Regions from separate parts of the Homo sapiens genome. Here all the other regions are linked to region 3. A link is an interaction called in ENCODE POLR2A ChIA-PET data of the cell type or tissue named here. Cell type or tissue: MCF 10A. All regions are shown on one strand. Each heading gives the region's core, and the rest is flanking DNA. Links, peaks and the distances in the headings are about the cores only.

Region 1 (5,540 bases), core at 169-5,168, 200 kb before region 3:
CATCCTGGTGACCAACTGACTCCACTGAACCTGACTCATGACTCAAACAGTCCCGTGGCCCCCCCGAGATGATATGCAGTGGACAAGGGCTGTTTCTCATACTCTTATGATTTCACTCCCAACCAATCAGCAGCACCCATTTCCTAGCCCTCTTGCCCATCCAACCATCCTTGAAAAACCCTAACCTCTGAGCCTTTGTGGGGACACAGTTGAGTAATAATTCCTGTCCTCCCACCGCTCAGCCAGCTTGCCATAATTAAACTCTTTCTCTGCTGCAATCACACTGTCTCATGAATTGGGTTTAATCTATGCAGCAGGCAAGAAGAACCTGTCAGGCGACTACAATTGGTGTATGGGGTCGGGGGAGAACCCCACACCTTTGGTCACAGCAGTCTGCTTCTGTATTGCTTGTTGTGACAACAGTGTAACCGTACAGAAAAAACAGGGCTAGAGTTTTCCCCAAAACAACAGGCAAAGGATATTTGAGATCTAAAGGATGCTGATCAGCCTGCAAGTATCCATACTCCATATGGGAGAAAGCTCAACCCCAGGAGAATGAATGTGCTCATTCACTGTAAACCCAGCCTTTTCAACCAGGATGAGAGAATTAAACGCTGTAGAAAATGATCTGTGTGGCTATTTTCTCAGTTCTCTCAAGGAAGGTAGATAGCTAGTTCCGTTCTACATGTGCAGAAGAGAAGTTAATTCGTTACACACTATGGGTGTCTCAGGACCTCAGGGCTTAATTTCCCCCATAACCAGATAGTAGCTACATGACCCTGGCCAAGTCACTTAACTTTCCTGTGCCTGTGTCCTCATCTGTAAAATGAGGACAACAGCAGAAACTATGTCATAAGGTAGCTATGAAGATTAAATGAGACAGGTCAGGTGTGGTGGCTCACGCCTATAATCCCAGCACTTTGGGAGGCCAAGGCGGGTGGATTGCTTGAGGTCAGGAGTTCAAGACCAGCCTGACCAATATGGTGAAACCCCGTCTCTATTAAAAATATAAAAATTAGCTGGGCGTGGTGGCAGGTGCCTGTAATCCGAGTTACTCAGGAGGCTGAGGCAGAAGAATTGCTTAAACCTGGGAGGCGGAGGTTGCAGTGAACAGAGATCATGTCACTGCACTCCAGCCTGGGTGACAGAGTAAGACTCCATCTCAAAAAAAAAAAAAAAAAAAAAGATTAAATGAGCTCGTGGATGTACAGTGCTTAGAAAGAGGACCTGTTACTTATCTTACACTTGTATAGCATTTATTATTAATAGTTCTTTTTTTTCTCCCCCAGGCTGGTGCGCATTGGCATAATCATGGCTCACTGTAGTCTTGAACTCCTAAGCTCAAGTCCATTCTCCCACCTCAACTTCCCCAGTAGCTGGGACTGCAGGTGCGTGCCACCACACCCAGCTAATTCGAAACGTTTTTGTGGAGATGGCGTGTTGCTCTGTTGCCCAGGCTGGAGTGCAGTGACACCATTATGGCTCACTGTAGCTTTGAACTCCTGGTCTCAAAGTGATCCTCCTACCTTAGCCTCCTGGGTAACTGGGGCTACAGGCATGCTCCACCATGCGTTGCTAGTTTTTAAATCATTTGCAGAGACAGAGTCTCACTATGTTGCCAGGCTGATCTCGAATTCCTGGCCTCAAGCCATCATCCCCTGCCTTAGCCTCCCAAAGCTTTGGGATTACAAGGCGTGAGTCACTGTGCCTGGCCTTAATCTATTTACTGAGCGCTGTGTGTCAACTGCTTTACAGCATTTGATAATAATTCTCACAACAACCTTATATACTGGTATAACTGACTGCACTGTAGAAATAAGGAAACAGCCTAAGAGAGTTTCCTTCCCAAGCCAAGCTGGGGAGCCCCCGGCAAGGCCAGGGCTGCCTGGCCTGGTGGGCTCTTTCTACTGTCTACATTGTCTTTTCTTCCAGAACAGGAAAAGATGGTATTGAGCAACCCACATGATCTGGGGCTGAGGAACAAAGAAAGGAGGTTGGCCTTGATGTCCTGCAAAGTAGCAAGTAAACAGCTTACGGAGGCCAGAGAGCAGGCCCTTGTGGTGGCCTCGGGCCTCTGTTCCAGTTGTCCCACCACAGCAGTGATGTTACCAACACGGCCAACCAGCAAACACTGACTCACACCCCAAGTCTCACTGCGAGGGGTGGGTCCCCCTAGGTTTCCCTGTAGACTCCCTAGCATACCTTCTCCAAGGCAGGCTGATTCTCGGCTCATCCCATCAGAAACACTGAGCTCTGCTCAGGACACTGGTTCACAGCAAACCCTGCCCAAGGAGGACAGGCTTGGCTCCCTGTCCCGTGACAGGTGCCCCACCCCGTCCTTGTGGTGGGAGACTCACCAGCTCCTCACAGTGCTCGTGCTTGAGGCGCTTGGCAATGTCCAGCGGAGTCTCTCCTGACTCGTTTGCTAAAATTCAAGGGCGAGCAAAGGAGGCGTTAAGGCAAAACCCAGCAAAGGCCTGACATCCAGGACAATTTTTAAAAGGAACAGAAAGGCAGCACTAAATTAAATTGGGCCTGGTTAATGAAATCCACAGTGAGTTTGACCTAGTCGAGGCTGAATGTATCTTGTAATTGTATAGAACTACAGCTAAATACAGAAGGTAAAACTTTAAAAGATGAAGTTTGAACTAATCAAGAAACTAAAACTGGCCAGGCGCAGTGGCTCACGCCTGTAATCCCAGCACTTTGGGAGGCAGAGGTGGGTGGATCATTTGAGGTCAGGAGTTCGAGACCAGCCTGGCCAACATGGTGAAACCCCGTCTCTACTAAAAATATAAAGATTAGCCAGGCGTGGTGGCACATGCCTGTGGTCCCAGCTACTCAGGAGGCTGAGGCAGAAGAATCGCTTGAACCTGGGAGGCAGAGGTTGCAGTGAGCCGAGATTGTGCCACTGCACTCTAGCCTTGGTGACAGAGCGAGACTCTGCCTCAAAAAAAACAAAAAACAAAAACAAAAACAAAAACTGTTGAAGCAGCCACCTAATTAAAATCCACATCCAAACTGTAACTCATTGAATAAAGCGATTCATCATAAACCTCTAACGAAAAGCACTGCTCACCTATTTCCATGCACTGCAATATAACAAACTTTTAAACCTTCTCTCAAGCAGTCTATAAACCCTGAAAGTATATACTTTATTTATTTTTTTTTTTTTGAGATGGAGTCTTGCTCTGTTGCCAGGCTGGAGTGCAATGGTGCAATCTCAGCTCACTGCAACCTCCGCCTCCCGGGTTCAAGTGATTCTCCTGCCTCAGCCTCCCAAGTAGCTGGGCCTACAGGTGCGCGCCACCATACCCGGCTAATTTTTGTATTTTTAGTGGAGACAGGGTTTCACCATGTTGGCCAGATGGTCTCGATCTCTTGACCTCGTGAGCCACTGCACCCGGCCTATAATTTCTTCTAAATAAGCCTCAGTCAATGAGGTCTGATTATTAGTTTTTTAATGATAAGCACGGCTCTCAGGCAGATGTGTGTCTTTTTTCTATTCTTTCCTCTTTATTTAACAGTCCTTCAAAAATACTTCCTCCTGAGGGGACAACAGCTGGATGCTCTCAAGGCACAACTGTGCCTTGGCTGTTGGCATGTCGGGGTCCTCGAGAGAGGGAGGGACCGGGGCCAAGTAACAACCAGGGCCCTTCATGGAGGAAGCAGTGGTGCAAATGAAAGGAGAGGGCAGTAAACAGCATCTCCCCCTGTAATCCGTCTAAACCCAGAGCCAAGAAAGGGGCCAAGTGTGGCCTCAGGTGGGGGTGAGTAGACTCAGGGTATGTGAACAGGTCAAAATTCCCCAACCTTGTCCAAATTCACCTGGCATCCGTGAGAGCTGCAAGACCCACCCTTTGCTTGTCTTATGATCTGTAAAATGCCTGTAAACGCGCCCAAAGTCTAAGTAACAGATGGTGAATGCGGCCTCGTGGAACAGGCAGGGAGAGGCTCTTTCTCATTAGCGGTAGGTTCTCCTTCTCTTTGGCACTAACAAGAGCCCACAGGGTTGGCCCTGTTTCCAAGAGCAGCGCTTGGATGGCAGACAGGAGGCAGAGGCCAGGGTGCAGCTGAGCCCACCCCCGGGGCCCGGGCCCACTCACCTATCTCGATGGAGGCCTTCCCCCGCAGGAGCAACTTGAGGCACTCGGCATTGTCGGTCAGGCAGCAGTAGTGCAGGGCTGTGCTGCCTTTCCCTGTCTGTTTATCCAGGTTCCCACTGCCCGAGAACAGGAACAGAGAGAGAGCATAGTGTGTCACAGGCTGGACGACCAGGGACTGCCCGGCAGGGAGCCTGGGCTACGGGCACAGGAAAGGCAGACAGTCCCCGAGTGAACGGTTTCTGTAAATCATCGCCAAGGTGGTGGGACCTGGCACCGTCCCTGCCTACATGGCTGGGGAAGCCTTAGCAGAAGGTCATCAGGGAAATAACACGATGATGGCAGAAGAGGTCAAAAGGGGAGGGGGGCATCCCTGTTGTTGCTGAGCATGTGGGGCCAAGGTGGGGCAGTGCACTACCGGGGTGAACCTAGAGCCCAGCGTCCTTCTCACGTCCCACTGGCTGCGCCGAGGCTGCTGTGCTAGGCCGGCCAGCTGTGCTGGATGCAGGGCCTCTGGATGCCTGTGTGACTCATCCATCCTGTCCCACGGGAGGACGGAGGCTGAGCTTTTCTCTATCATTATTTGATATTCCCTCCAGGAAAGGGAAAAGTCACTTTCCCAAAGCCCAGAGTCCCCAGGCTCCTCGGCCTGTTTGCCCTGGGAATACCCTCTGAAAACAGGCTAAAGGGGAATCTTGAGATTTTCAAAAGTTCTTCCAACATATCACAAGACCAGGTCACCCACAAAAGGTGCTCAGGCTTGGCAGACATGGGACAGGCCCTCAATCCTAGCAAACATGGCCACTGTCACATTCTGAGGAGGGGCAGTGAGCTTTGTGCCCCTGCACAAAGTGGAGACAGAAAGGCGATCTCAGGAAGTGGCACCTGCTGCTTCCATGAGAAGGAAACCAATTACATTTTCAATATCAAAAAAGGAGTTTCTTTTTCACCAAATTGTGGGCATGGGGAGCGGGGGGTGTGTTTCATTTTCAGAATTCTCCCCCACTTTTGTCCTCCTTCCACTCTGGAAAAAAAGAAACTGGGACCTTCCCTCTCCTGCCCCCTGAAAATGTGCATGGAGGGAGAGGCATCACGCAGCTATCAACCAAATGTTTACGAAACCCCTGCTGCGTTCTAGGAGCCGGGCTGGCACTCAGAGATGGGGCATCAGGGCAGCTTCCACCACGAGTCCAGTGAACTCAGCCTCCTCAGGAAGAAGCTGCAGGTCTTGGGGTTGACCACCCCACACTCCCCTACTTTCTGGCCATTTCTTCACTCCTCTGCTCAGAAATGGGAGGAAAAAGCAGAGGACACAAAATGCAAACTATCCCATGGCTTTTGCATTTTGGAATTTTCCATTTCCTTTGGAGCAATTTCTGTGGCTTTTAACAGCACCTCCTCCTCCTCCAGTACACACATGGCTCAAACCACGATCAG
Region 2 (5,540 bases), core at 422-5,421, 140 kb before region 3:
CCAGTCTCCACAGCAAGCTCCAAGCAGGGGAAACAAAGGCAGAGTCTTCTGTCTGCTGCAAAGGCACACGAGCGAATGCTGGGTGCGAATGAGAAAAGACGTGTGTGTGTTGGGGACGGAGAGTGTGTGTCAATGAGTGTGTACGACTGAGTGAGGGTGTTGTGGGTGTGTAAAGGTGTGACTGTGCTTGAGTATAAGAGTGAATGCACATGAGGGTGTATGTGAGTGAATGTGGGTATGAGTGATCGTGTAGGTGTGTGAGGGAGCATGTTAAGGGACTAAGGGTGTGATTGTGTGAGTGTGTGAATGCGATTGTGTATGGGTGTGTGAGGGTGTGATTGTGTACGGATGTGAGTGTGAGTGTGGATGTGAGTGTGAATGTGATTGTGTATGGGTGTGTGTGGGCGTGTGAGGGTTTCAGGATGTGATTATGGATGTGAGTGATTGTGTAAGTGTGTAAATGTGTGTATGGGTGTGTGTGGGTGTGATTGTGGATGTGAGTGCGTGAATGTGATTGTGTACGGGTGTGTGGGTGTGTGAGAGTGTGATTGTGGATGTGAGAGATTGTGTGGATTTGAGTGTGGGGTGTGATTGTGGGGGTGTAAGTGGGTGTGTAAGGGTGTAAGTGACTGAGTATAAGGTGAATGCACATGTGTGTGTGAGAATGTGAGTATGTGTAGGTGTGTGAGGGAGCATGTGTGTGTTTGAGGGTGTGTGTGTGGATGTGAGTTGGGGGTGAATGTGAATGATTGTGTGAGGGTGTGTGTGAGTGAAGATATGATTGTGTGAGTGGATGTGGGGGGCTGTGATTGTGAGGGTGTGAGGGTGTGGATATGAGTGTGTGTGATGCACGGGGTGTGTATGAGTGTGGTTGTGTGATTGTGTGAGTGTGGATGTGAGTGGGTGTGATTGCGTGGGGTGTGTGTTGAGTGTGGTGAGAGTGTGGATGTGAGTGGGTGTGATTGGGATGTGTGTTGTGTGGTTGTGATTGCGTGGGGTATGAGTGTGGTTGAGTGTGTGTGTGGATGTGATTTTGTGTGGTTGTGTGGAGTGTGGATGTGAGTGATTGGGAATGATTGCATGTTGTGTGAGTGTGGTTGTGAGAGTGTATGAGAGTGGACATGAGAGGGTGTGACGGGGGGTGTGTGGGAGGGTGTGAGAGTGAGGGTGTGATTGTGAGGGGGTGTGTGTTGGGGGGGTGTTGCTAGGCAAAGGAGATAAAAGGGAACAGGAAGGGCAAGAGCCTTGGTGCCCCCATTCTTCTCCCTGAAGCAAGAAGGCAGGAGAGTGGGGACACACACCGTCCGCATGGATTAAATTGGGTGGAATGGAAGCCTCCTAACCAACAGGTACACGAGGAGCAAGCAAGTCTCCGTGACAGCAGTTCAAATGCGAGTCAACTCAAGATGCGAAACTTCAGTCAGGAAGAGCCTTCAAGTACGGACTCAGAGCCCTGAGCCTGAAAAGATTCCCTCCCTCAAGTGGAAAACGAGCTCGAAACCCACTTTCGCACTTCCCAGGCTTGGACCACTCCCCTGAATCAACCCAAGGGCCAGTTCCCACTGCTGGGCCCCTGTGGCTTCTGTGACACTCTGGGCTTCTAGATTACAGGCCCAGAGAAGGAGAAGGACGAGAAGAGGGACTTGGGACCTTATGTATTCATTCATACCATCAAGCAAAGGAAAGTTTTATTTTTAGTATAATTATCTTAAATAGGAAGATAAAATGGCACCACTTTTAAAGCAATATGGCATCCGATTTCTATACACCATTCAGTGTACTAATTTTTTTTTCTTTTTTTTTGAAACAGGGTCTCACTGTGTCGCCCAGGTTGGAGGGCACTTCAGCCTCAACTTCTTGAGCTCAGGCGATCCTCCCACCTTAGCCTCCTGAGTAGCTGGGACTATAGGCACGGGCCAACATGCTTGGCTAATTTTTTTTTTGTAGTTTTTGTAGACAGGGTTTCACTGTGTTGCTCAGGCTAGTCTTGAACTCCTAGACTTAAGCAATCTGCCCTCCTCGGCCTCTCAAAGTGCTGGGATTACAGGCATGAGCCACCACGCCTGGACTAAATTTTACATTAGAAACAGAAATGTACTTGGAAAACACTGGTAAGGTGTATAATAACGTCTGCATCCACAGCCAATTCTGCTAAATAAATGATCAATTAATGACTGTCATTTCAGAAATAAACTTTTTTGGGGAACTTTTGCCCTAGGATTAAACAACTCAACATTTCTCACGTACCTGGCCTTCCTCCAAGGTACAATGTCATCAGCTATGTCTTGCTAAGATCAGCCTTAAGCATTAAATTTTTAAATGCTGAAAAGCGCAGTTTAAGGTGCGGTCTTAGGAACGACTGGAAGGAACAAGGACAAACAGAAGGCCGTGCTGATGAGTAACCTACGACAGCAAGCACGCCTAGATTTCCACTGTCATTGACAGTCCTGGCAGCCAGACAGGTGAGTGAGGAATGAAACTCCCGTCACAGTTCCCGCCTCCAGGGCCACATTTCCCTCTACTTGCAGGCAGCCCCAAGTATGCAGCCAGCTCTCCTTCCTCCAATGCTCTTCCTTCCTACAAAGCCCTCTCTCCCACCCTCCTCACTTGCTTGACACCCAAGAGTCATCTCTGACCCCAGTGCTGCCACCCAGCCGTGCGGCACGCTTCTCAACAAATTCCAGGTCTTAACCCTACATACGCAGACCCGTCTTCCAACATTCCCTCCATGCCATTCTCACGTCCACTGCCTTGGCTGCGCCTCACTGCTCCTTCTCAGGACTAAGGCTATGGCTTCCCCTGCTCCCTGCTGCCGCTTCCTAGTCTCTGCCTGCCCCACTCCCCGCTTCAGGGCTATGGCAGGCTTGTCTGGGGTTGTGTCCCTAATAAAGACTAAACTACTTATTCCTGCATTTCACACTCTCCACAATCCATCCTTATTTTCCATGTTTCATCTTCATATTTCTCCAAACTGAACTCTCTCCTTCCCTGATTCTACGCATGTGCTCAATTTGTTCTATTCGACGGAAACGTCTTCCCTATCCCTGCTGTTCAAAGCCTTCTCATCCATCAGGAGTTACTCAAACGCCACCTTCTCTACTAAGCAACCCCAGCAGAATGTGATCCCTCCCTCCCCCAGATCCTCCAATATTTTCTTTTCTATTTTTTTTTTTTTTTTTTTTTGAGATGGAGTCTCACCCAGGCTGGAGTGCAGTGGCGTGATCTCGGCTCACCGCAACCTCTGCTTTCCAGGTTCAAGTGATCCTCCCGCCTCAGCCTCCCGAGTTGCTGGGATTACAAGCACCCACAACCATGCCTGGCTTTTTGTATTTTTAGTAGAGACGGGGTTTCACCATGTTGGTCAGGCTGGTCTCAAACTCCTGACCTCAAGTGATCCACCTGCCTCGGCCTCCCAAAGACCTGGGATTACAGGTATGAGCCACTACACCCAGCCCCTTTTCTAAATGTTTTAAGGCACTTGGCAGGCTCTTCTCGTGTTCATCTTAGTGATCTCACACACTAAGTTCTAAAGGGTAGCATCCACCTTTATTGTATTTTATATTTACCAGAGCTCTTAGCATGGGGCTTGGCCTAGAATAGAGGCTTAAAAATTATTGATGGAAGAAATCAGTATACTGAAATATTTTTTTGGGCATCGAATATGTGAAAGACAGAATCTACAGGGGCTTCAGATAAAATGTTAGTTCTATTAACACCTTAAACCAAACATAATATAGCAAATGCATGTGTGAATTCATTCATTCAAGTGATTTATTGAGCACCTATTTTGCATACAGCAACAGTAGGTAAATTTACAAAGGAGGCTGAGTGTGGTGGCTCATGCCTGTAATTCCAGCACTTTGGGAGGCCGAGGCAGGCAGATCACCTGAGGTCAGGAGTTCGAGACCAGCCTGACCAACACGGCAAAACCCCATCTCTATTAAAAATACAAAAATGAGCCAGGCGAGGTGGCGCACGCCTGTAATCCTAGCTACTCGGGAGGCTGAGGCAGGAGAATCACTTGAATCCAGGAGGCGGAGGTTGCAGTGAGCCAAGATGACACCACTGCACTCCAGCCTAGGTAACAGAGCGAGACTTTTGTCTCAAAAATAAAATAAAATAAATTTACAAAGGTAAATGAAACACGATGCCTGCCCTTTCAGAGGAAGAATTATGTACATACACACCAAGAATGTAAAATTCTAAGAATACCACATAGTAGCATATTTTACACTGCACAGATACTAATGGCTCCTCATTGATGAAAGGTGAGAAAACAGTGACTTAGGTTTTAGGTGGTCAGGCCAGCTGGCCTGGGCTTGGGAAGAAGGAAGGGTAACTGTCCCAGTTACTAACCCCTGAGATGCTCACTGCCCACTCATCTACACGATCATACAAAACCACAATCAGAGTCACCGGCGCAGGTCAATTTGGTCCTGAACCCTGCCTGGCTGGGAGCCAATGCTGTGCGGTCTAGAACAAGGCACGTGCAAGAAAGAAGGCAGCCTACAGGGAGGATTAGAGTCGCTGTCCGGCAGCTGGCGGGGGCAGCGCCAAAGGCACCAGAACCATCCAGTGATAAGGTGGGTTGTGGGGAAGAAAGTTAAAAGTGTCCACAAGTTAAAATTCACATTTCTAAAGAGAATCTTAGGTTTTTCATGAAGCGGGAGTACACACATGAACATGAATGTACACGAGTGAGTGGGAAAAACAAGATTCTCTGCAGCAGAGAAAAAGAAATTCATCACAATTTGGTTTATCCATCTATTTTGAGATTATTCGTTATTTAATTCCAATAAGAACTTAGGTGCTGTTAATAATAGATTAGGGTGAGAAGAGATCAACTATGCTTTGGGACCTACAGCAAAAACATTCAAGTGGAGAAGAGTGAACACTCCACGGACATGCAGACCCACTTGGTCGGCTTGCTTTCGTTCTTCGTTCATTTCAGCAGTGAGTGTGACCTCTGGATGCTGGGAACAGGGCCCGCAGCCTAGTGGGCAATGAGACACTCAACAACCAATTGCAGCTTTTTTTTTTATTTTTTAAGACACAGTTTCACTCTGTTGCCCAGGCGGGTGTGCAGTGGCACGATCTTGGCTCACTGCAACCTCCACCTCCCAGGTTCAAGTGATTCCTCTGCCTCAGCCTCCCAGGTAGCTGGGATTACAGGCACACGCCACCATGCCATGCCCAGCTAATTTTTGTATTATTAGTAGAGACGGGGTTTCATCATGTTGGCCAGGCTGCAAGGACAGCTCTGATGACCACTGTAAAGGAGCCACATGTGGCCGCAGTGGTGGCAGGAGAGGGGGGTGTACGGATGAGTTAGGAAACAAAAACAAGCTAGTGAGGACCTCAGTCCTCAGACAGCCTCTCCCCTCGGGTGAATGGGGAGACACGCCCCATGTTTAGGTAAGTAAACTACCAAGTGGAAACTCTGAGAGCCAGGAATGAGACACCATGGAACTTCAAGGAAAACACATTATTTCTAGCCTAGATACCAGAGGAGCCAGGACTGAGACATCATGGAACTTCCA
Region 3 (5,540 bases), core at 319-5,318:
TGTCTAATCTTCTTTTGTATTTTTTAGTAGAGATGGGGTTTTGCCATGTTGCCCAGGCTGGTCTTGAACTCCTGGCCTCAAACAATCCACCTGCCTTGGCCTCCCAAAGTGCTGGGATTGCAGGTGTGAGCCACTGTGTCCAGCTAACACAGAGTTTTTTTTTTCTCATTTGTTTGCTTTAATGCTTTTACAGTTTGTCAATTTTTATCTCAGCTGTAATAACCAACATGTACGTGACATGTTATGGTTTACAAAACTTCACTTGGTCATCTTGTGAGTTAAGCCAAGGAAGGAGTGCCTTGTTATCCCCTCTGAAATTCAGAAAGGTGAAGTGATGCGCTCAGCACCACAGAGCACAGAAAGAGCAGGGCTGGAGCCGGGCACGGGGGCTCATGCCTATAACCCCAGTGCTTTGGGAGGCTGCAGAGGGGTGAATAGCTCAAGTCTAGGCATTTTAGACCAGCCTTGGCAACATAGCAAAATGCCATGTATACAAAAAAGTACAAAAAGTTAGCTGGGCATGATGCTGTGCACCTCTGGTCCTAGCTACCAGAGATCCTGAGGTGGGAGGATCACTTGAGCCCTGGAGGTTGACGCTACAGTGAGCCATGATTGAGCCACTGCACTCCAGCCTGGGCAACAGAGCAAGACCCTGTATCAGAAAAAAAAAAAAAAAAAAAAAGCAGAATTGGGACTCAAATCCAGTCTTCTGGATCTGAACCACTGTCCTAAACACCATCCCTCCTAAGCAACAACTTGTGAACACAGTGGCATTGCTTACTACTTTTTAAACCAATGTCTGAACTCGACGTGTCTAAGCTAAACTCACCTCCTCCTCTCCACCCCTCAACCCACTTCTCTCCTGGCATCCCCATTGCTGCTCAAGGTGCCCCCTTCAAGATGTCCTTAAATTGTTCCCTCCCTTCCCTCTGCTCCACATCCAATCGGTCACCTCTTCCCTCATCTTCCTTTCAGGCTGATCCTCCAGGATGCCCTCACTTTCCTGTCCTATTTTCCTGCTCAGCTCAGCCCCGTCTCACAGCTGGTCTCTCCCAGCCACCCCTGAAAGCTGTCCCCACCTCAGTACCATCTACCTGGGACACCTGTACACCAGCACAGCCGACTCTACCTTCCAACAACATGATTTTCGCCACTATCTTGAATTAAGCGCCTTATGTTAACTAGAATTTAACAGTGTTGTATACATAATCAGCCGTCAAAAATAATTTACTGAATGAAATTTGACGGTGGGTTTCTCAGGAGCAGGGGTCACGCAGTGTGATGTTTACTGGTGGACACCCATGATCCAGCCCCATGCAGATGTCCATACTCGTCAAATGGGTACTGGCTGATCAGATACATCAAAGGATGCCACCTGTCTATTCAAGCCTTCCAGGGCTCCCCTCTTCCTGCTAAGTCAATGCATGGACTGCTGAGCTTCTCTTTCAATTTACTTTATCAAATACCTCTGTATTAGTCAGGGTTCTTGCATTTTGAGAAATTAAAAACCCAATTCTAAAGACCTCAACCACCATAAAGGGAATTTATTGGCTTGCATAACTAAGAAGCGTAAATATCGGGAAGGGGGTCCATTGAGCCAGTGGGTTTGTAGCAGGCTGCCACATCCTAGGGTGTCTGTTCTCATGCTGCTAATAAAGACACCTGAGAATGGGTAATTTATAAAGGAAAGAGGTTTAATGGACTCACAGTTCCACATGGCTGGGGAAGCCTCACAATGATGAAGAAGGCAGAGGAGAAGCTAAGGCATGTTTTACATGGTGGCAGGCAAGAGGGTGTGTGCAGGGGAACTGCCCTTTATAAAACCATCAGATCTCATAAGACATTCATTACCATGAAAACAGTATGGGGAAGCCATCCCCATGATTCGATTATCTCCACCTGGCCCCACCCTTGACACGTGGAGGTTATTACAATTCAAGGTGAGATTTGGGTGGGGACACAGACAAACCATATCTATGCCTGAGGCAAGATCTGGAGCTAGGCAAAGTCAAGTGGGAGGTGAAGAAGCAGAGATGATGGGGAGGAGTGGGAGCAACTGATAGGAGTGTGAGGTCAATCCTTGGGTCCTGATTTTTCTGCAGTCCCCACGTGTTTGTATGAGCAGGGTGGGTCCATTTGTGGCAGCCACAATGGGTCCTGGTGGGTGTTCAGGGCTAAGGCTAGGACTGCTCAATCTGGAATCTGGAGGTGGGCGAAGGGAGGTGTTTGACAGTGCCTTATGGAAGTAGAATTGGTCAGGAACTTCCATCCTGCAAGAGAGCTATTTTCAGGTAACCCCAGCCCTCCACCCAGTGAAAATTATGTCCTTCCTTTTGAGAAGCCAGAGTTCAAGAACATCAGGGCTGCTGCCCTGAATAACTTTCTGTTATGCCTGAAATTGGGAACCTGCACCAGAGAGCTGTTTCCTGTGTCTTTCACTGTTATAACTTTGTCGTTGGTTCCTTCTTATCAACAACATGGGGTTTCTCCAATTTGTAGAGAATGAAGAGAAGTGGTGCAGGGTTGATGCAAACTGGCCTAGCTGCGAGGAAATGTGTGCATCCCCAGGACACAGAGCCAGGCCCTGGGGTTACAAAGCCAACGCAGTGTAAGCACCAAGAAATTAGTAACAACTGTAACCGCTCCAGGCACCTGCCAGTGTGCTGCCTGCGGTTCAATGCTGATGGATTCTCGTTGGTTAGTTGTGTGTTGTGTGTTGTGTACATGTGTATTAGGAACCCATGTATGTGTGTATGTGTAGGGGTGGAGGCACTACCAATATCAATTCAGACCATTTTCACAATAAACCGCCATGTCCTACAGGCCTGCTGGATCCTTGCGTGCCTTTTTTTGCTACTCCACCCAACATTGCAGAGGTGGAAGAGCTTCCTGAAGCCTGGGAGGGTCAGGGGAGGCCCATGGAAGTTGTGTGGCACTCCCCTGGGACTCAGATCCAGCTCATGTTTATTGAGGGCCTGCCCCAGTGACTAATCCTCCCACAACAGTGCTGGGGAGGCATTAGTGACTCAGGAAGGATATGGGACTTGTCCAAGGGCACACAGATTCCAACACGGGAGGTGCTTTTTCCACCACGCGGAGCCCAGACTCTGTGGCCAGACTACCTGGTTTGCACCCCAGCTAGGCACTTGCTAGCTGTGTGGACTTGGGCAAGTTACTTACTATCTCTGTGTCTGGGTTCTTCATCAAGGAATTACTTACTATGTTTAGCACAGAATAAATGCTATGTAAATGAACGCTTATCTTCTTAAGATGATTACATCACATGCTTCTGAAAATGATTTCCTCAGAAAAACAACATACTAGAAGAACACGAAGGCTGTTTTCAAATGGAACCTCAGTAAGATTAATCGTCTTGGGAAAATTGGCCTTCTCTTTCCTGCCTTGGTCAGTACGTCCCTTTCCAGGGGGCCCCTGTCTGGGACAAGGTCCTCATGGAGAAGGTCAGCCGAAGAGCTTCGCAGCTTTGCCCTCGTTGGCCTGAATTAGATGGTCTGATGGCTGCTTGGAAAAATGCACTGCATTTTTTATGTATTTTCCCCATCAAAACACGTCTGTTTCGTTCTCTTTTAAAGGGCGTCCATGAGTCATTTGGCAGGAACAAAGAAGCTTCAGTTTGCAACTTCCGTGGGGATACAGTTTAAACAGTGTGGGCTCACGTGGTTTTTTTTAAAATCTGAAAACATGCCTTAGAGGTGCCTTAAGCACCTGATGGCAGCTGTTCTCTCTTGACAGCTGGATTCCAAATGTAAATATTATTTGTCAGAACGTATCAGAATCATTTGCATGCAGATGTAGACAGCCATCCCACGGGTGTGCCGGGGAGGCGGGTCCAAGGCCCTTTCTGCTTGTTCAGTCTGGTGGAACACAGTGCGGTTTCCTAGACTGGTTCACTGCTGTGTTTCATAAGGAGCTCAAAAGCCAGGCCAGCATCATTTCTCTTCCTGAAGGCAACCCTCCAACTGTCCCACTCAATCCCAAAGTCATCAGCATGAGGCAGGAACCTGAGGCCAGGGGCCTGGGAGGAGAAGAGCAGGGAGTGAAGTCCCACAGGTCCCCTGAGCCCTGACACCTTCTCCCCTCAGCACCCCAAACCCAACCTGTCTGGGAGCAGACTCCCCTCCCTCAACTCCCGGGTGCACCTGTCACCTGTCCACACACAGCCACACACTGGGGGCTGGAACATGGGGTGAAGTGCACAGAGTTGGATTTGGGTACATGCCACTTCCTCTCTAGCAACTGGGGAGGTTACTTCACTTCTCTGCATCAGTTTCAGCTACCTCATAGGGTTGCTGTGAGAATTAGATTAAGTAAAGTGCTGTAAACCAAAAAGAAAACTCTAAATTCTAAGCCCCATAACTCTCTGAATGAGCCCCTCCTGTCAGCCAGGGGCCTTCCAAAGTCAACCTGAAAAACCAGTTCAGGCTGTGACAGGAATGTGGGGCTGGATATGCCTCATTACACCCTCCTCCCTTTTGGAATTACTGATAGAACACACTCTAAGTCTGATAAGAAACATTTACAATCTAGTCCCTCTAAAGCCTGCTCCCTGGAGGCTGCCTCTGCATAATGGGAACTTGGTCTCCACAACCCCTTATCTTAACCCAGACATTCCTTTCTATTGATTCTAGGTCTTTGGACAATAACTTGCCTTTTCGAATTGAACCAGTGTACATCTTACATGTACTGACTGATGCCTATGTCTCCCTAAAATGTATAAAACCAAGTTGTAATCCAGCCACCTTAGGCATGTGTTCTCAGCACCTCTTGAGGGCTGTGTCATGGGCATTGTTCACTGAGATTAGCTCAGAATAAATCTCTTCAAATATTTCACAGAGTTTCACTCTTTTTGTCAACAGCACTAACCCACATAATAAATGCTCATAGTAAATGCTCAGCACGTTACCTGTCATTGTCAATCAGTCAGTAAGTCCCATTGTCGCTTTCCTGAGTTACTACTCGGGACTTTCAACAGAGCTCCTCATTCTCATCCGATTTCAATCCATCCTCAACTTGGTTACAAGAGTTAGCTCCCTACATTCTTTTTTTTTTTTTTTTTTTTTTTTTTTTTGAGATAGAGTCTCGCTCTGTCACCCAGGCTGGAGTACAGTGGCGTGATCTCGGCTCACTGCAACCTCTGCTTCCCGGGTTCAAGCGATTCTCCTGCCTCAGCCTCCTGAGTAGCTGGGATTACAGGCACGTGCCACCGCACCTGGCTAATTTTTGTATTTTTAGTAGAGACGGGGTTTCACCACGTTGGTCAGGCTGGTCTTGAACTCCTGACCTCGTGATCCACCCACCTTGGCCTCCCAAAGTGCTGGGATTACAGGCGTGAGCCACTGCACCCGGCCGGGGTAGCTCCCTGAATTCTTATGTGACTCTGAATCTCCTTAAAACCCTCCATCCATTTCCCATTGCTTCAGGATAAAAACATAAGCATAAGATGAGAAAAAGCAGTGAGAATCCATTAACATTTGCCAGACCACAATAAACTGTGTTTTCTTGAGTTCAGTGATGCGATC

The links. ChIA-PET counts read pairs that join two places held together with the same protein. Peaks named below come from ENCODE experiments on the same cell type or tissue, not always from the same donor. Only the 100,000 strongest peaks of a DNase experiment are listed, where the experiment ranks them.
Region 1: POLR2A ChIA-PET joins it to region 3 with 6 read pairs; 5 of 35 experiments call an interaction of 5 or more read pairs at or near these places.
Region 2: POLR2A ChIA-PET joins it to region 3 with 5 read pairs; 3 of 35 experiments call an interaction of 5 or more read pairs at or near these places.

Annotation. Positions count from the first base shown.
Region 1 is chr2:9,377,626-9,383,165 of GRCh38, reverse strand. ASAP2 (ArfGAP with SH3 domain, ankyrin repeat and PH domain 2) reads right to left here. Exons shown (of 28, transcript NM_003887.3): 19 at 4,107-4,222; 20 at 2,358-2,425. Among named protein-coding and RNA genes, the nearest start is that of ITGB1BP1, 43 kb to the left of the region's middle. RefSeq lists an enhancer at 3,854-4,438. In MCF 10A, for the core only: no CTCF peak of the experiment used is centred there; DNase peaks (open chromatin) are centred at 1,675, 2,215 and 4,625.
Region 2 is chr2:9,312,566-9,318,105 of GRCh38, reverse strand. The region is part of intron 3 of ASAP2 (ArfGAP with SH3 domain, ankyrin repeat and PH domain 2); the gene reads right to left. Among named protein-coding and RNA genes, the nearest start is that of ITGB1BP1, 110 kb to the left of the region's middle. In MCF 10A, for the core only: no CTCF peak of the experiment used is centred there; DNase peaks (open chromatin) are centred at 2,415 and 4,455.
Region 3 is chr2:9,177,454-9,182,993 of GRCh38, reverse strand. No RefSeq gene overlaps it. Among named protein-coding and RNA genes, the nearest start is that of ASAP2, 27 kb to the left of the region's middle. RefSeq lists an enhancer at 2,248-3,447. In MCF 10A, for the core only: no CTCF peak of the experiment used is centred there; DNase peaks (open chromatin) are centred at 2,983 and 3,613.